Linked DNA regions of Homo sapiens: region 1 is linked to region 2. Evidence: chromatin loops called from intact Hi-C (ENCODE). Cell type or tissue: ascending aorta. All regions are shown on one strand. Each heading gives the region's core, and the rest is flanking DNA. Links, peaks and the distances in the headings are about the cores only. Region 1 overlaps EPS15-AS1 (EPS15 antisense RNA 1). Region 2 holds the start of OSBPL9 (oxysterol binding protein like 9).

Evidence for each region. Peaks named below come from ENCODE experiments on the same cell type or tissue, not always from the same donor. Only the 100,000 strongest peaks of a DNase experiment are listed, where the experiment ranks them.
Region 1: a loop joins it to region 2, with 2.3 times the contacts of the local background. A loop is called at or near these places in 16 of 110 quality-filtered maps.

The regions. Positions count from the first base shown.
Region 1 is chr1:51,556,792-51,565,125 of GRCh38, reverse strand. It overlaps EPS15-AS1 (EPS15 antisense RNA 1), which reads right to left. Exons shown (of 5, transcript NR_183651.1): 2 at 4,103-4,244. It also overlaps a transcript of OSBPL9 not described here and the pseudogene CALR4P. Among named protein-coding and RNA genes, the nearest start is that of EPS15, 42 kb to the right of the region's middle. In ascending aorta, for the core only: no CTCF peak of the experiment used is centred there; a DNase peak (open chromatin) is centred at 4,011; H3K27ac peaks cover 4,159 bases.
Region 2 is chr1:51,612,677-51,621,010 of GRCh38, reverse strand. It overlaps OSBPL9 (oxysterol binding protein like 9), which reads right to left and starts at 3,919. Exons shown (of 24, transcript NM_024586.6): 1 at 3,790-3,919. The coding sequence starts at 3,900. It overlaps LOC105378719 (a long non-coding RNA gene), which reads left to right. Exons shown (of 3, transcript XR_947339.4): 2 at 4,301-4,344. RefSeq lists enhancers at 2,406-3,313, 3,314-4,222. In ascending aorta, for the core only: no CTCF peak of the experiment used is centred there; DNase peaks (open chromatin) are centred at 3,370, 3,660, 3,930 and 6,027; H3K4me3 peaks cover 4,586 bases; H3K27ac peaks cover 4,324 bases.

The DNA.
Region 1 (8,334 bases), core at 313-8,312, 56 kb after region 2:
CCCTAAAGAGAGGCCTGCAGAGAGACGGGCAGTTGCCTAGCCACGTGTAGGGAGATTTAGCAAAGGGCCCCAATCCTTGGTGGAGGGAGGTGTAGTAAGGGAATTAAGGCAGATGATCAGGCAAAGTGTCTGGGCCTTCAGCACCATGGAAAAATAAGGGGCTGGGTTGCTGCCATGCCCAGAAGGCAGGCTTAGGGTAGGAAGACTAAACATGGACCCTCCCCTCCTGGTGAGGACCATGCACCTGATGTAGTCAGGGTTGGCTTGGCTCAAGGACTTGGGGAGAGTAGAGAGGCTGCAGGCCTCTATGCTCCCTGTTGAGTGGAACAAGGGAAGATGGAAACTGATTAAATCAACAGGGCACTGTCACAACTATAGCCCCCAGGATAGGATGCTGTCTGTCTTAGGAATCATAAAACGGCTAGAACAGGCTAGGAACCAGAGAACTTTCCCAATCACAATTGTGTTGAATGACTGTGAATTTGGTGGGCTGGCATAGAAGCCTTCAGTCATTCTGGACAAATGGTCACAACCAAAGCAAACTGCCAGGCAGGCAGAGCAAAGCCTTGGAGGCTCCACAGCATAGAAATATAAAAGTTGGGGTAGGCTGTTTTTGATCTTGTAGATCTCTGTCTTAGGAAATCAGAGGGTCCTGGGGTACAAGGAAGGACTGACACAGGCCTGGGAGCATACTGGGATACAAAGCAGGTCACCAAGAGGCCTTCAAGAAGAGGGACCTAGGCTAAAATACCTATTATAACAATAAGGGCCCATGATTGTGGGGGAGGGTGTGGCCAGAGACAAGGGAAATTCCCATCTTACTTAAGCTTAAAGAACTCAAGGTCAAAATGATAGTGAACCCAGAGGAGGGATTGGAAGTGCTTAAAGCCTCTTTCTTTTCTGCCCTGCATTTGTTTACAGGTCCTGAGCTGGACCTTCATATAGATGATGATGGGAGGGGGCAGAGGGAAGGAGCCAGGTCCAGCCTGACAGCACTCTGGACCCCCGTTTTCTTTTCTTTTCTTTTCCTTTCTTCTCTTTTCTTTCTTGCTTTCTTTTTTTTTTTTTTTTTTGAGATGATCTCGCTCTGTCACCCAGGCTAGAGTGCAATGGCATGATCATGGCTCACTGTGACCTCTGCCTCCTGGGCTCAGATCCTCCCACCAGGTGCATGCCACCACACTTGCCTAATTTTTAAAGTTCTTTGGGGTAGGGATGGGGTCTCACTATATTGCCCAGGCCGGTCTTGAACTCCTGGGCTCAAGCAGTCCTCCCACGTTGGCCTCCAAAGTGCTAGGATTATAGATGTGAGCCACCACGCCCAGCCTGGACCCCAGTTTTTTCTCAGCCTACGCATCTATCCTCATGAAGGAACATTTCATTTTAGTACTGGGAAGACTTTGAATACATCCTGGATCCAGAAGCCAAGAAGCCAGATAACTGGAAGGAGGCTATGGATGGGGAGTGGGAAAGGCCTCTGATGCCAAATCCGAAGTATAAGGTGAGGGGGGTCTCTCTTTCCAATGGGTGTGAGAAATGAGACAAAAGACATGTCAACGCTAATTGATGAAACAGAAATTCTGAGATCCTGTGGTCATCTTCCCTTCCCCTAAACCCCGCAAATAAGACTGTACCCTCATCTGAGCCCTGCTCACAGGGCTATGCCTACGTTGGACGGGGTGGGCTGGTAAAGGCCAACTTTGACAGGTATAGGGCCAGGCAGCCCTGGGCCTGGAGTTTGTCCAGAGTGGTGGAAAGCAGCCAGTCACAGGAATGTGGTCAAAATAGGACATGGGTTTGGGGTCAGGAACTGGAAGTCTTAGAAACAGGCCAGAAGGAGAAAGGGTGTCCATGAATGAGCCAAAAATGCAAGGGGTAGGGACACTTTTTATTTTATTTATTTATTCATTTATTTTGAGACAGAGCGTTGCTCTGTCACCCAGGCTGCAGTGCAGTGACGTGATCTCGGCTTACTGCAACCTCCACCTCCTGGGCTCAAGAGATTCTCATGCCTCAGCCTCCCGAGTAGCTGGGACTACAGGCACGTGCCACCACGCCTGGCTAATTTTTTGTATTTGCAGTAGAGACGCGGTTTCACTCTATTGGCCAGGCTGGTTTTGAATTCCTGACCTCAAGCGATCCGCCTGCCTTTGCCTCCCAAAGTGCTAGGATTACAGGAGTGAACCACTGCACCCAGCCAAGGGACACTTATTTTTAAGAGCTAACTCCTGACCTCATGTTAGAAGCAAGAAGAACGAAAGGAATCAGTGTCAAATTGTCCAGAGGTAAAACTGACTGAAGCAAGCATGATTTTATTTGGCCACAGTTTCCTACACTACACACCAGGAAGAGAACGGCCTCAACTGCCAGGATACTCAGATGATATTCTCTGAGAAGCTACATTTTCTTTATTTCATGAATGAGCTGGTGCAGACATGGGGCCAAGCTCAGAATGGGTCCCTGCCACCTCGCTTGGCTTCCTCTGGGTAGCAAGGGGAATTTGAAAGAATCTTGTGCATTAACTCAAAGAAAGGGAAAGAAGCTCCTGGAATCCTTCTCTGAATCCTTATGTCTAATACACAACTGCCTCATAAATCAATTGGTGTATTAGTCCATTCTTGCATTGCTATAAAGAAATACCTGAGACTGGGTAATTTATAAAGAAAAGAGGCTTAATTGGCTCATGGGTCTGCAGGCTATAGCTATACAGAAAGCATGGCAGCATCAGCTTCTGGGGAGGCCTCAGGTGTCCACTGTGATGGCGGAAAGTGATGGCAGGGTTTCTCACACGGTGGGAGCAGGAGCAAGAGAGAAAGGGGGGAGGTGCTACACAATTTAAAAGTAACCAGATATCATGATAACTCACTCACTATGCAGTACCAAGGGGGGATCGTGCTAAACCATTTATGAGAACTCTGCCCCCATGATCCAATCACCTCCCACCAGGCCTCACCTCCAACACTGGGGATTACAATTTGACATGAGATTTGGGTGGGGACACAGATCCAAACCATATCAATTGGCCTTTCTGATTGCATGAGATCAGAAGAATGACAAAATACTAATGCCTTGTTCACTGGTTCTTTGCTTAGGGAGAATGGAAACCTTGGATCATTGAAAATCCCAATTACCAGGGGGAGTAGATTCATCCCAAAATAGACAACCCTAAATATAAGCCTGACGCCACCATTTGTCACTATTATAACATTAGTGTTCTCAGCCTGGACCTTTGGCAGGTAAAGCCCTCTGAGCTCAGAGCCACTGAGCCACAGTCTCTCAGTTTTCACAAAGTAGAAAGAGCCTCAGGCTGGAAATCACAAGACTTGAATAAGTCTTGGTCTTTATAAGCCTCAGACTGCTGATCTTTTAAATGGGGGCAGTCATAGTCTTCCTAATAATTATAAGTTACTAAAATTTACTGAGTCCCTCTCATGTACCAAATGCTGTATTAAAGACTTTGCATATGCCATTTAATTTTCACTAGCGAGTCTCCTACTTGTTTTTTTTATTTTGGAAAAATTTAATATATTCTCTATTGTTAAGTACACCAGATGCTGGACTTCTGAAACAACAATTGTACTTCAGCATAATTGCATTTTCTACATTTTTTCTGTTCATGTTGCTTGTTCCTCTGATTTACCTAGAATCAGTGAATCTGAAAAACAAAAAGATTCTTTAAGCACCTGGTAAATTTCAGGTCCCACATTAGAAAATGAGCAAGCATCAATAATATTGATGGGGGTGAAAATATGACACTGTGAAAGTCTCCTACTTCTAAATGTGAAAAGGAGACTCAGAAAAGTTAAATAATTTGCCTGAAGACATACATCTGTTAAGGTAAGTAGAAAAGCTAGAATTTAAGTACAGCTCTTTTTGTGTTTGTTTGAGACAGAGTCTCACTTACTCTGTCACCCATGCTGGAGTGCAGTGATGCAATTTCAGCTCACTGCAACCTTTGCCTCCTGGGTTCAAGTGATTCTCCTGGCTCAGCCTCCTGAGTAGCTGGGACTACAGGCATGCACCACTACGCCTGCCTAATTTTTCTATTTTTAGTAGAGACAGGGTTTCACCATGTTGGCTAGGCTGGTCTCCAACTCCTGACCTCAAGTGATCCACCGCCTCGGCCTGGGATTACAATCGTGAGCCACCGTGCCCGGCTGAGTGCAGGTCTTTCTGATGTCAGATTCAAAGTTCCAATACTTTACGCTGCTTCTGCTGGTCCTACGTGATCCTTGGAGGTGCTTCTAGGGATAAAGGGAAATCAGAGATGTGGTAAAACTCTGAAACATTAAAATTCCCGGACAGATGTTAGGGGTGATTGCCCCAGCCATGATGATAAGTCCTGACCCAGCTTCCCTCTCTCTGCCAGTCTTCTTTCCTTTAATTGGAAGGTAAAAAGGAGGGGACCAATACGCCAGCCTTTAAAAAGTTGTTGTCCTCTCCATCTCTTTCTTCTCTGAGACTTATTAAGAAAGATGGGGAGGACTCCTCCCCAAATCAGGAGAAAAGAGAGTGGCTCAAGGCCCCAGAGTAAAGGCCTTGGCCATGATTCCTCCCAGGAGTCTGTTAGAAACTATAATCTACAAAGTCCTGGATGAAGAATTCCCCTGGAGAGGAAGGGAACTCACTTTTGTTAAACACTGGCCTGGGGTGAGTGCTTTACCTACATTACCTCCCCAAATTCTCACAACTCTATAAGGTAAGTACTATTATCCCTTATTATTTCCTCATTTTATGTTTGAGAGAATTGAGACTCAGAAACACCAAGCGACATGTCCAAGAGCACACAGCTAACGCATGGTAGAGACACGATTCAAACATAGGTCTGTCAGCCTCTAAAGCCTTTGCTGTATTGATTACACCCACTGTACAACAGAGCCTCTGGAAGCCACAGCCACCTGTCCTTGGGTATATCCTGCAAAGTCCCATGGCCACGTGTCTCAGTGTCTCTGATCAGTGATTTCTACAGTTCAGAGCCACCGAAGGTTTCTGGGACAGACGCCCTCTATTTGAAGCTTTCTTAGTTTGTTTATTTATTTTCTACTTTATTTATTTATACTTTCTTGCTTCTCTGGCTTAAGAAGACCAACATAGGAGTACAAGGAGGTCATGTATGTAAATAACCAGGAGCATGTGTTGGGGAGTGGGGAAGGGTTCAGAAGAAAAGGAAGGAAGGGAGGAAGGGACACATTGTATCTTTCTTTTCTTTTCTTCCTATCTAATTTGAAGAATGTGGATACACTTTGCATTGTTATTTTTTTTTTACAGTTGTCTCTTTTTAATACATAAGGAGAACTTTCTACATCTTGTAAACATATGTGACCATATTAATATGCCTAATCTGATTATTTCATTAAAATGCTTATCCCCCCACTGAAAACATTAAGGTACACATTTTAAACTGTATCTTTGTTCATATACAAAATTAAAAGTATTTGACACTAATTGCTCTGGGTTCTATCAACCTCTGTAAGCAGGCAAACCTTAGTATTTGAAGAATTTAAACCATGCCAGAGGAGTGCTTCTCAAACTTTAACATGCATATGAATAAAATGGGGGGTCTTATTAAAATACAGATACTGATCCAGTAGGTCTGCAGTGAAGCCCAAGAGACTACATTTCTAAAACTCCAGCATTGTCTCTTAATTTTGTGAGGAGTGTGTGTGTGTGTGTGTGTGTGTGTGTATGTATGTGTGTGTCTGTATTTTAAAGAGACAGAGAGAGAGAGAATTCTGCACAATGCTGACATTACCCTTGCGAGCATGTTTTCTTCTAACTTCTAATCGGGTCTGACACTCACAGGTCCTACTCCACCATCCCCCGCAACCCCCACCCCCACACTCAGCCAGCCCAGAACATCCAGGTTACCATGGGGTCCCTGCCCTTTATTGGAAATCCAAGTGACTCTCAGTATGGAGATGGGTGGGAATTCCCTCACCTTCCCCTGCCCCAATTTCCAGCCTTCAGATGCTCTGGCAGCCCAGATCCCCTCCCCATCCCTCCTTGGTCCCAGCCTAGTAAGATGGTCAACTTTCCTGCCTAATCCCTGACCCCTCCTGTTCCCTGTTCTGACACCTCCAAACACAACCCCTTTACCTTTTTTTCTTTGGTGGAAGTGACTGCATTGTTTTTAGTTGTTGTTGTTTGTTTTGTTTTTTAAATCAGCACAGAGGCTGGGAGGAGATGGTAGAGAACAAAGAAAATTTTCCTCTTACCATTGGGACTCCTTATGATCTTTGAAGGAATGAGTATAGTCTAGCCACAATGAGTATAACCTAGTCATAATGTCATCACCCAATGGGTTCATCTGACCCACTGCCCAGAAAAGCCGGGGCACTGAGAACAGCAAGTTTTCACAACAGAGAGTTTAATAAATGCAGAGCTCACTAAGCGGAAGGATAGGAATTTATTATTACTCATATTAGCCTCTCCGAAAATTTGGAGGCTAGGATTTTTTTAAGGATAGCTTGGCAGGCGGGGTGCTAGGGAATGGGGAATGCCAATTGGTTGGGTGGAGGGTGAAATCAGAGAGTCAAAGCTGTCCTCTTGAGCTGAGTCAGTTCCTGGGTGGGGGTCACAAGACCAGATGAGCCAGTTTATCAATTTGGGTAGTGCCAGCTGCACTCTGCATCAGAATGCAGAGTCGGAAAAATACCTCAAATACCAATCTTAGGTTTTACAATAGTGATGTTATCTATAGGAGAATTGGGGAGGTGGCCTCTGGCTGCATGACTCCTGAGTCATAATTTCTATTTTGTTAGTTTACAAAGGCAGTCTGGTCCCCAAGCAAGGAAGGAGGGGGTTTGTTTTGGGAAGGGGCTGTTATTATCTTTTTTTTTTCTTTTTGAGACGGAGTCTGGCTCTGTCACCCAGGCTGGAGTGCAGTGGCACAATCTTGGCTCACTGCAAGCTCCGCCTCCCGGGTTCACACCATTCTCCTGCCTCAGCCTCCCAAGTAGTTGGGACTACAGGCGCCCGCCACTACGCCTGGCTAATTTTTTGTATTTTTAGTAGAGAGGGGGTTTCACCGTGTTAGCCAGGATGGTCTTGATCTCCTGACCTCGTGATCTGCCCGCCTTGGCCTCCCAAAGTGCTAGGATTACAGGCATGATTTTTTTTTAAATTAGATTATAAACTAAATTTCTCCTATAGTTAGTTTGGCCTATGGCCAGGAATGAACAAGGGCAGCTTGGAGGTTAGAAGCAAGATAGAGTTGGTTAGGTCAGATTTCTTTCACTGTCACAATTTTCCTATGTCAGATTTTTCTCACTGTCATAATTTTTGCAAAGGTGGTTTCAATAATACAAAGCACATTGATATCCCTTACATCATATGGTCTGTGCCATATCCCTGTGAGGCCAAGAGGGTAGGACTTACCGTTGCCATTTTACTGATGAGAACACTGAGGACTCAGCGAGGAGACTTGATTTGTCAGGGCCCATCTCTAACAAGTGCCCAAACCTATACTCTTTACATGTTATTACTCAAGTGGGATAGCACAGGTAACTTTCAATGAATTCCTTAGGGCCTTAGGCTTTAGTCGAACACAGTTCACAGTTCTTTTACAGAGAAGATACAAGTAGACCATGATTACCAGTTAGGATGCAGAACTGGCACTCTCATAGCCCATGAGTTTAATGTAAGGGCAATGGGGGCAAAGGGGCACTAAAAAGACCAGAGAGATTAGGAGTAGTTCTCATGAAAGTAGGGAAAATGGAAAAGCCAACAAATAGGCAGTTCTCCTAACAAGACTGCTGACAACTCAAAAAAATCCCAAAGGTAAGAAAATATCTTAAAGATGCAGAAGGAATTTTAAAAACCAATTGTTAAAAATTGGCTCCTAGCAAAATAGTTATCTCTATTCAAAGTGGCTATTTTATCACTTGTCTTTCTCTTGGAGGCAAGGTTGGTTGGGTAATGTAAGCCAAATAAAAGCCTTTCTTATTAAAAACAAGAAAACTTTTTTGGCCATGAAACAGTAAGGCAGGGTTTTTTGTTTTTGTTTTCAATTTTTAGTTTTTGTGGGTACACAGTAGGTATATATACTTATGGGGTACATGAGATATTTTGATACAGGCATGCAACTTGTAATAATCACATCAGGGTAAATGGGGTATCCATCACCTCAAGCATTTACCCTGTCTTTGTGTTACAAACAGTCCCATTACATCTTTTAGTTGTTTTTAAATGTATAATAAATTACTGTTGTCTATAGCCATCTTTTGTGCTATCAAATACTAGATCTTATTCATTCTACTTAGTTTGAGATATATATATACATATATATGTATATATATACACATATATATGTGTATATATATACTTTTTTTTTGT
Region 2 (8,334 bases), core at 56-8,055:
CACGCCTGTAATCCTAACATTCTGGGAGGCCGAGGCAAGTGAATGCTTGAGCCCTGAAGTTCGAGGCCAGCCTCAGCAACATGGTGAAACCCCGTCTCTACCAAAAATACAAAATTAACCAGTCTTATCAAAATAAATGAATAAATAAAATAGATTTATTTTTTTAAATTTCTATAATAAAAGATTTTTCAATAATAATAAAAAGTGCTTACAACACTGAAATAGCTCTCCACTGCCCTGGGGATAAAGTTCAAATTCCTTAACATGGTTTGCCAAGAAAGCCTTTCATTATCTGTCCTCCTGCTTAGCTCCCCAGTTCATCTCTCACTACTACCTACCTCACAGCCCAACCTCCAGAACTGACAAGCTGCTTACTCTTCTCTCCTCCAAAAAACTTTTATTCCCTTTGTCTCAAGCACTTTTCCCTCTCTGCTCATACGGCTAATCTCTCCTCATCATTCAAGTCAAAACAAACCTGCTTCTCCAAGGAAACCTTTCCTAACCCTTCAAGACTGAGTCAAGTAGCCCACCTATGTATCCCCCTGTGCTTCCTCTATCACAGCTCTTATCTGGTATGTCCCCCAACATATTATAGGTACCATGAGAGGATGAACAATTTCCATCTTATTTGCCACTTTAACCCCACTTCCTAACAAAGTGCCAGGCACACAATAGGTACTCAGTAACCTTTCATAAATTAACAAAAGGCACAAACTCCTCTTTCTAAACTTCCAATTCCTCATAGATCTATAACTCCCCCAATTTCCTTCCTTCCATATCTTCTTTTGTGATCATAAGCCACATAAACAATTGGTTGCTCACATAGTGTTCCTAAATTTATATCCTTAGTTCTCCCTGGCCATTTCATCTAATAAAAATTCAACTAAGGTGAGGCTTGTGTAAATCTATTCAGTTCACAACTATCGCAATGATCCTAACCCAATCCTGAGATTACCTCAAGAACAATTCTCAGTAAAGCCAACTCTAAAGCAAGGTCACTCTAGTTTAGTTCAGGGTTTTCAGAACCACCCTAGAATATATTAACAACCACAGAGACAGACTACAGGCCAAGTGATTTTGGAAACAAGAAATAAAGTTATGCTATTCACTGCCTTGCTTGGAAGGCTACACAACTAATTCAGATATTCTTCCTGGAAGATGTAGCTCCAAGTTATTAGCCACATGCAAATCATTAATATGTACCTTCAAATCCTTCAGAATCCGAATGGACTGAAATAATGTCATGTGTGTAGAATTCATTGCCAATATCCAATGTGTCTCCTACCTTCCCTTTTAAGTAAATATCTATCCTTTTCCCCTCTTCACTAGACCTCCTCTAATTTGAGATTGGGTATCATTTTATTTTCACAAGATGGTACAACAATTGTCTGTTGTTTCTCTGTAAGCAAATACTTCAATATCAAGGAACTAGAAAAGAAAAAAAATCTTCTAAACAGCTGTTAGTGAGAAATATGATACTTCCTTCCTCTGGCAAGGATAATATTTTAGGGAATCTAGTCTCAAAAAGAAGGATAAGCATTGAGGGGGAAAAAAGTATTTTTTTAAACCCTATATTTAGCCAGCAAGAAAAGAGATATTTGTCCAAGTATTCAAAAACTGAAAGGGCAACAAAGCAGAAAAAGGATACATGAAAAGAAGAAAAAGAGGAAAAAGGAAGATTCTTTCTGGGCTAGGCATTCCCAAGAACCTCAGCTGGGGGCCTCTCCAGTATGGTCCTAGATTCAGATCCACACAAATTTGGGATTTGTAAAGTAACTTAACTGCATAGTGTCACTCACTGAAATCACTCTATCTTGAATAGAGTTTACGGGATTTTCTGATTATCACATCTACTTAAACCCAATATTACTTTTCCTTTATCTAAGCCATGGGTTTCATAATTCCAGAGTTTTCAGGACATAATATTCAGTTGCCTCTCTTTCATGCCCACCTAAAGACAATCTTGAACAATGTGTTTAAGACTCATTAAGGTTTAGTCTTTTTCCCTTTAAAAACTATGTAGAGAAAGAAAGCTGATAGTTGAAGGATGATGAAAGTAATACTTTTACTCTTGCAAGCTTGCCTTTAGTAACTCACAACTTACACTTTTCTCCTTCCTGTAGTGAAAGCGAAGTTTAGTAGAAAAAGTCAATAATTTGGCATCCTGATTCCATCACTTAGTGCTATGTGATGTTGAGCAAATTGCTTTAAAAGCCTGGAGCCTCAGATTTCAAAACTGTAACTGGGGATATTAAATGGAGATAATGAATAACCACCTTGCAGAGTTATTAGGAGTGAAATGAATTAAAGGACTCACCAAGCTAGTATATAAGCTCCAGAGAAGAGGAACAGTGAATGTCTTTTTTACTGTCTATTCTTGCTGGCATGAAAACGCACATAGCAGCTCAATAATATTTTTTAAATGAACAAATAAATTCAGTGTCCCCTTTCTCTCATCAACCTTAATCCTTCTTCCATAATCATGTTTTTCTTTCTGTCTTCTATTATTTTCTAAAGCTTTCTGGGCATTCTATTTTGTCCTCTTATGTATTTTCTTCCCTCATATCGGCTATCGTCAACTATACACCATTCAGAGAAAGTACCTTTCTAAGTAAGTTATCTCCCTAATACCACCTACTCTCCATATCGAATGCGATGAGGGTGGAGGGGATAGTCAAAACATAAGATTCAAGGCCGGACGCGGTGGCTCACGTCTGTAATCCCAGTACTTTGGGAGGCCGAGGCGGGTGGATCACCTGAGGTCAGGAGTTCAAGACCAGCCTGGCCAACATGGTGAAACCCCGTCTCTACTAAAAATACAAGAATTAGCAGGGTGTGGTGGCGCATGCCTGTGATCCCAGCTACTAGGGAGGCCAGAGGCAGGAGAATCGCTTGAACCCGAGAGGCAGAAGTTGCAGTGAGCCGAGATGATGCCATTGCACGCCAGCCTGGGCAACAGGGCGAGACTCCGTCTCAAAAAAAAAACCACACACACACACACACACACACACACAACCACGTAAGATTCACAGCAATTCATCTACTTTTCCACGGCCACCAACTCATGTTAACAACAGTGAAGCCCTGAACCCAGAATGTAACTGTAAGGGGACACTGCACTATCACTTGTCTCTCTTCGCTGACAAGAGTCTCGCGTGTAGGAAATCCTTGGCTCTCAAAAGTTAAGGCGTCGTTTGAGCTCGCCTCCCGCTAAATAGAGGGGTGCGTCCCTTGAATGAGACACACAACCTGAACCGACTGGAGGGATTTCGGACCCCCTGGTGTTGCCCGAGGGCTGGTCACTTTTGGACCTGTCCCGGCTCCTCTGGCCACTCCTCCGAGGAAGCAGAGCTCTTCAATCCCTGGAGGGAAGCTAAGGGGTGCGGCCGGCTACAGGGCCTTGGTGGGACAGTGTAAAGTCCATGACAACATATGAAGACAGCATGAACCGCAAGACTGGACCTTTTAAGCCATGACTACGATCACCCTTACCCGCTCACAACCATGCTGGACCCCACTACCGCTTAATAGCGGACCCTAAGAAAGAAACTTGGCTCACCCCCAACCCATAAATCAGACAGCTAGTTTCTATTTATTGGCTGCGCCCCTCTCTCCCTCACCCTCATTGGCTATCCGAGACGTAAAACCCTCCCCAACAAGGGAACCCTCGCGTACGGCGGCACCCCCAGACTAGCAACCTCAACTCAGCCACCTAAAACCCCGGTCCCCCACCTCCACCCAGGAAACGCGGCCCCGAGGCGCCTGGAGCTGTGCCCTCCAAGGACTCACCGTGTAGTAGGAGAGCAGTCCTGCATTGTAGTCCAGCACGAACCAACGGTACTGCCAGCCCTTCATCACGTTAGTCCATTTGCTCAGCGGCCCTTCCATGATGGACGCCATCTTGGGAGCCGCCAATGACAACAAACGGCCTGACGTCACTCGCCTATATGGCATTCAGCATGCGGGGGGCGGGGCCGCAGGGGGCGGGGCGGGTCCTGGGCGGGTCCTGGGCGGTGCCGGCAGATGCTCCAGCGATCAAGTCAAACACGCTTTCTTAGGGCGCCTATTGTGTGTAGGACTCCATGCCACGGATGCGAGAATGCAAACGTGAATACTGCTATTAAGATTATTTATAATCTGTCATGGGATTAGAGTAAAGAAAAAAGATTATGAACATATTAATAAATAATTTTACTGGCCATGATACCTTCCACTTCCAAAAGATTTCATATCTGATATTCATTTATGCATTCATTCCACAAATCCATTCATTTAATAAATATTCGCTGTTTTGTGCTAGGCATTCTTCTAGACATTGGGGATACAACAGAGCCTTCATGACAGGTGAGGGGAATGGTAAAATAAATAGTAAATTATATCGTACATTAAAAAATCATAAATGCTATGGAGAAAAACATAAGCAAGGAAGGAGAGAGCGCTGGGACTGCTATTTTAAATTCCCAAACAGGGAAGGCCTGAGTGAAAAGGTAACTTTTAAGCAAAGACCTGAAGAAAGCGAAGGAGGGAGCCTGGTGGAAGAGCCTTCCAAGACGAAGGAATAGCAAATGCAAAGACCAAATGTTAGGAGTGAGCGTGGCATCTTGAGGGATCAACAAGGAGGTCAGTGTGCGTGGAGCAGTGAGCCAGGGAGAAAGTGGTGGGAGATAAGGTCAAAGAAGTAGGGATAGATCACTAACAGCCTACAGGGGCAATTTAAGCATTTATTGGCTGGGCGCGGTGGCTCGCACCTGTTATCCCAGCACTTTGGGTGGCCGAGGCAGGCAGATCACTTGAGATCAGGCGTTCGAGACCAGCCTGGCCAACATGGTAAAAGCCCATCTCTACTAAACATACAAAAATTATCTGGGCGTGGTGGCGCACCCTGTAGTCCTAGCTGAGGCACAAGAATCACTTGAACCTCGGAGCCGAGATTGCATCACTGCACTCCAGCCTGGGTGACAGAGCCAAATTCTCTCTCACACAAAAAAAAAAAAAAAAAAAAAAAAACCAAAGGATTTATTGACCACCTACTATATCTAGGCACTGTTGGAGGTCCTGGGAATACAGCAGTGAATAAGCTCTCTCAGAGCTTAAATTCTGTGGTGAAAGCAAACACTAAACAAGTAAACAAGAAAAATATCCAATACTGATTAACACTGCAAATAATTTAATAAATTATTTTAATAGGAAGTCAGTGGGTAGCTAATTTATAGGGGGTGGTTATAGGGCAGGCCTCTTAGGAAGTGGCTTTAAACTTAGATATGGAGGATAAGAAAAGGCCAGCCGTGCAAATATCAAGAGAAAGAGCTAAAAAGGAAACTAAAAGATGAGGCACTAGCTGGAAACGGAGGTGTGGTCAAGGGAAGGGCTTTCTTTGTCCTTTTTTAAAATTATTATTTAGATCGAAGACACTAGAGAATATTACTTTGCTGATTTTCAAGAGAGGGAAAAACTGGGGACATCCTAGAGAAAAGAGAGAATAGCAGCAGTGAAGCCCTTCATAAGATTGAGACCTCTTTTTGTGTTGGCAAAACACTGGAATAAAATACAAAAAAAGAAAGAAAGGAAAAGACTGAGACCCCAAGCCCAAGTGCAAAGGTTGACTTTTGATACTAGCAGAGATACTTTATCCAAAGTAACAAGAAAGAAGAGCAGAGAGTATGGGTTCAGATGCCAGTGGATCAGTAGTTAGATGGTATAGAAATGAATGAGTTTCTGTTTTTTTTGTTTGTTTTGTTTTGTTTTGTTTTGTTTTTTTGAGATGGAGTTTCACTCTTATCGCCCAGGCTGGAGAGCAGTGGCACGATCTCGGCTCACTGCAACCTCCACCTCCCAAGTTCAAGAGATTCTCTTGCCGCAGCCTCCCAAGTAGCTGGGATTACAGGCGCTCGCCTGGCTAACTTTTGTATTTTTAGTAGAGACGAGGTTTCACCATGTTGGCCAGGCTGGTCTCAAACTCCTGACCTCAGGTGATCCACCCACTTCGGCCTCCCAAAGTGTTGGGATTACAGGTGTGAGCCATTGCGCTGGGCGGAGTTTCTACTTCTAGTTGAGGAGAGGCTCAAAGCTTAGTACTTAAGAATGTGGATCCTGGTGCCATAGTACCAGGGTTTTAATATCCAGATTCATCACTTAGTAGCTATATGGCCTTAGGCAAGTTTGCTAACTTCTCTGTGCCTCGGTGTCCCCTTCTTTAAAATGTGAGTAACAATAGTAGCTGTCTACAAAGGTTGTTTCAAGGATTAAGTGAGCTCCTATGGGTAAAGAGCTTAGAACAGAGCCTGGTAGATAGTAAGCACTCAATTAATATTAGCTCTTATTCTGCAATTATACAGGCAACAGGAGAAATAAATAAATAAATAAATAAATATTAGTTCTTAGAATTTTCCCAAAGAAATGTGGTGTGGGCCGGGCTTGGTGGCTGACACCTGTAATCCCAATGTTTTGGGAAGTTGAGGTGGGAGAATCGCTTCAGGCCAGGAGTTTGGGACCAGCCTGGGCAACATAGTGGGACCCCATCTCTACAAAAAAAATAAAATTTAAAATTAAAAAAAATTTGTTGGTTATGGTGGCACACATCTGTAGTCCTACCTACTCAGGAAGCTGAGGCAGGAGGATTGCTTGAGCCCAGGAGGTCAAGACTGCAGTGAGCCAAGATCATGTCACTGCACTCCAGCCTGAGTTGGATGCCAGACTGAGACACTGTCTGTAAAAGAAATTTGAAAAAGAAGTAAATAAGAATATATCTCTACAAGAAATTTGAAAAAGAAGTAAATAAGAATATATCTGAAAGGGATAGCAGCCAAAAAAATGAGCATCCTGTTTCTCTTTTCCTTTCTTTTCCTTGGGATCGCCTCTTTTCTATAGATTACAATTTAATAAAGGTTTCTGGGAATAAGGTAGACGTTTGGCATCTTCAAGAAAGCCAGGCCAGGCTCAGTGGCTCATGCCTGTAATCCCAGCACTTTGGGAATCCAAGGTGGGAGGACAGCTCGAGCCCAGGAGTTACAGACCAGCCTGGGCAACAAAGTGAAACTCCTGAGCAACAAAGAACAGCCTGGACAACAAAGTGAGAGCCTGTCTCTACAAAAAATTTAAAAATTAGTGAGGTTGTGGTGGCTCATGCCTGTAGTACTAGCTACTTAGGGGGCTGAGGCAGGGGGATTGCTTGAGCCCAGGAGGTCAAGGATACAGTAAGCAGAGATCGTGCCACTGCACTCCAGCCTAGGCAAGGCAACAGATCAAGACCCTGTCTCAAAAAAAAAAAAAAGAAAAGAAAGAAAAGGCAAGGCTTGGTTTAAGAGACATGGTTCCTATTCAGGAGCTAACCAGGACATGAAACATGCATGCAACTGAGTGTGGTACAAAGCCATTTCTGTTTCTTTTTGGATATTTTTTTTCTTATTAATTCCACCATTTATTATCTACCCTATGCCAGGGACTGTGCCAGGAATGTTATATATCTTATCACTTTTAACCATCACAATAACTCTGTGAGTATTTTAATCTCCACATTTTACAAATAAGGAAACTGAGATTCAAAGAAATGAACAAACTTACCCAGGTACCTGAGAGTATTAATTAGTGAATTAACGAGTATCTGAGTCCATATAAACACATACCTGTCTTTTCATCATGCTACATGGCCTCCTCAAAACACACTATACACTTCCTATAGAAACTTGATGTTCCAGACTAATCAGCAGAATAGCTCATGTTGCGGATGTCTTTTGGGATAAGCAAACTGTGGGGATCTTGAAACATCATGACTCAGATTGAGTTAAAAAATTTACATAGTGTTCATTAGTATCCCTCCATTAGCTTCTTAACAGCAGGAACCAGGCCTTATCTTTGTAGTCCTAGAAACTAGCCCAGTTCTTGGCACACAGAAGGTGCTTAATAATTATTGTTTGATCTGAATTATCTGTTCCATTGAAACTGACCAAAAGGTTTCAAGGATTGTGCTAAACTCCATGAGTTACGTTGTTTCCTTTATTCCCCTCAACAATCCTTCAAGATTTGTACTATCACACCCGTTTTAAATATGAGGACACTAGAACACAGAGTTATTTAGTGGCTTGCCAAAAGTCACACAACTAGTAAACAGCAGAACCAGAATTAGAATCTAGGTCTTTGCATGCCAGATCCATTTCACCCCAGCAGCAAGCTATATCTTCATTGTTTATGTATAAATGTCTTGATCACTTCTCAGTTATTTGGCTAAGATTAAGTGTAGTAAATAAATGTCTTGGACATGACACAGGCAACATCATCAACTTCTAAATCAGTTTTAACTTTCATCAGGGTCACCAGGCATCAGCAGGCTCTACTTAG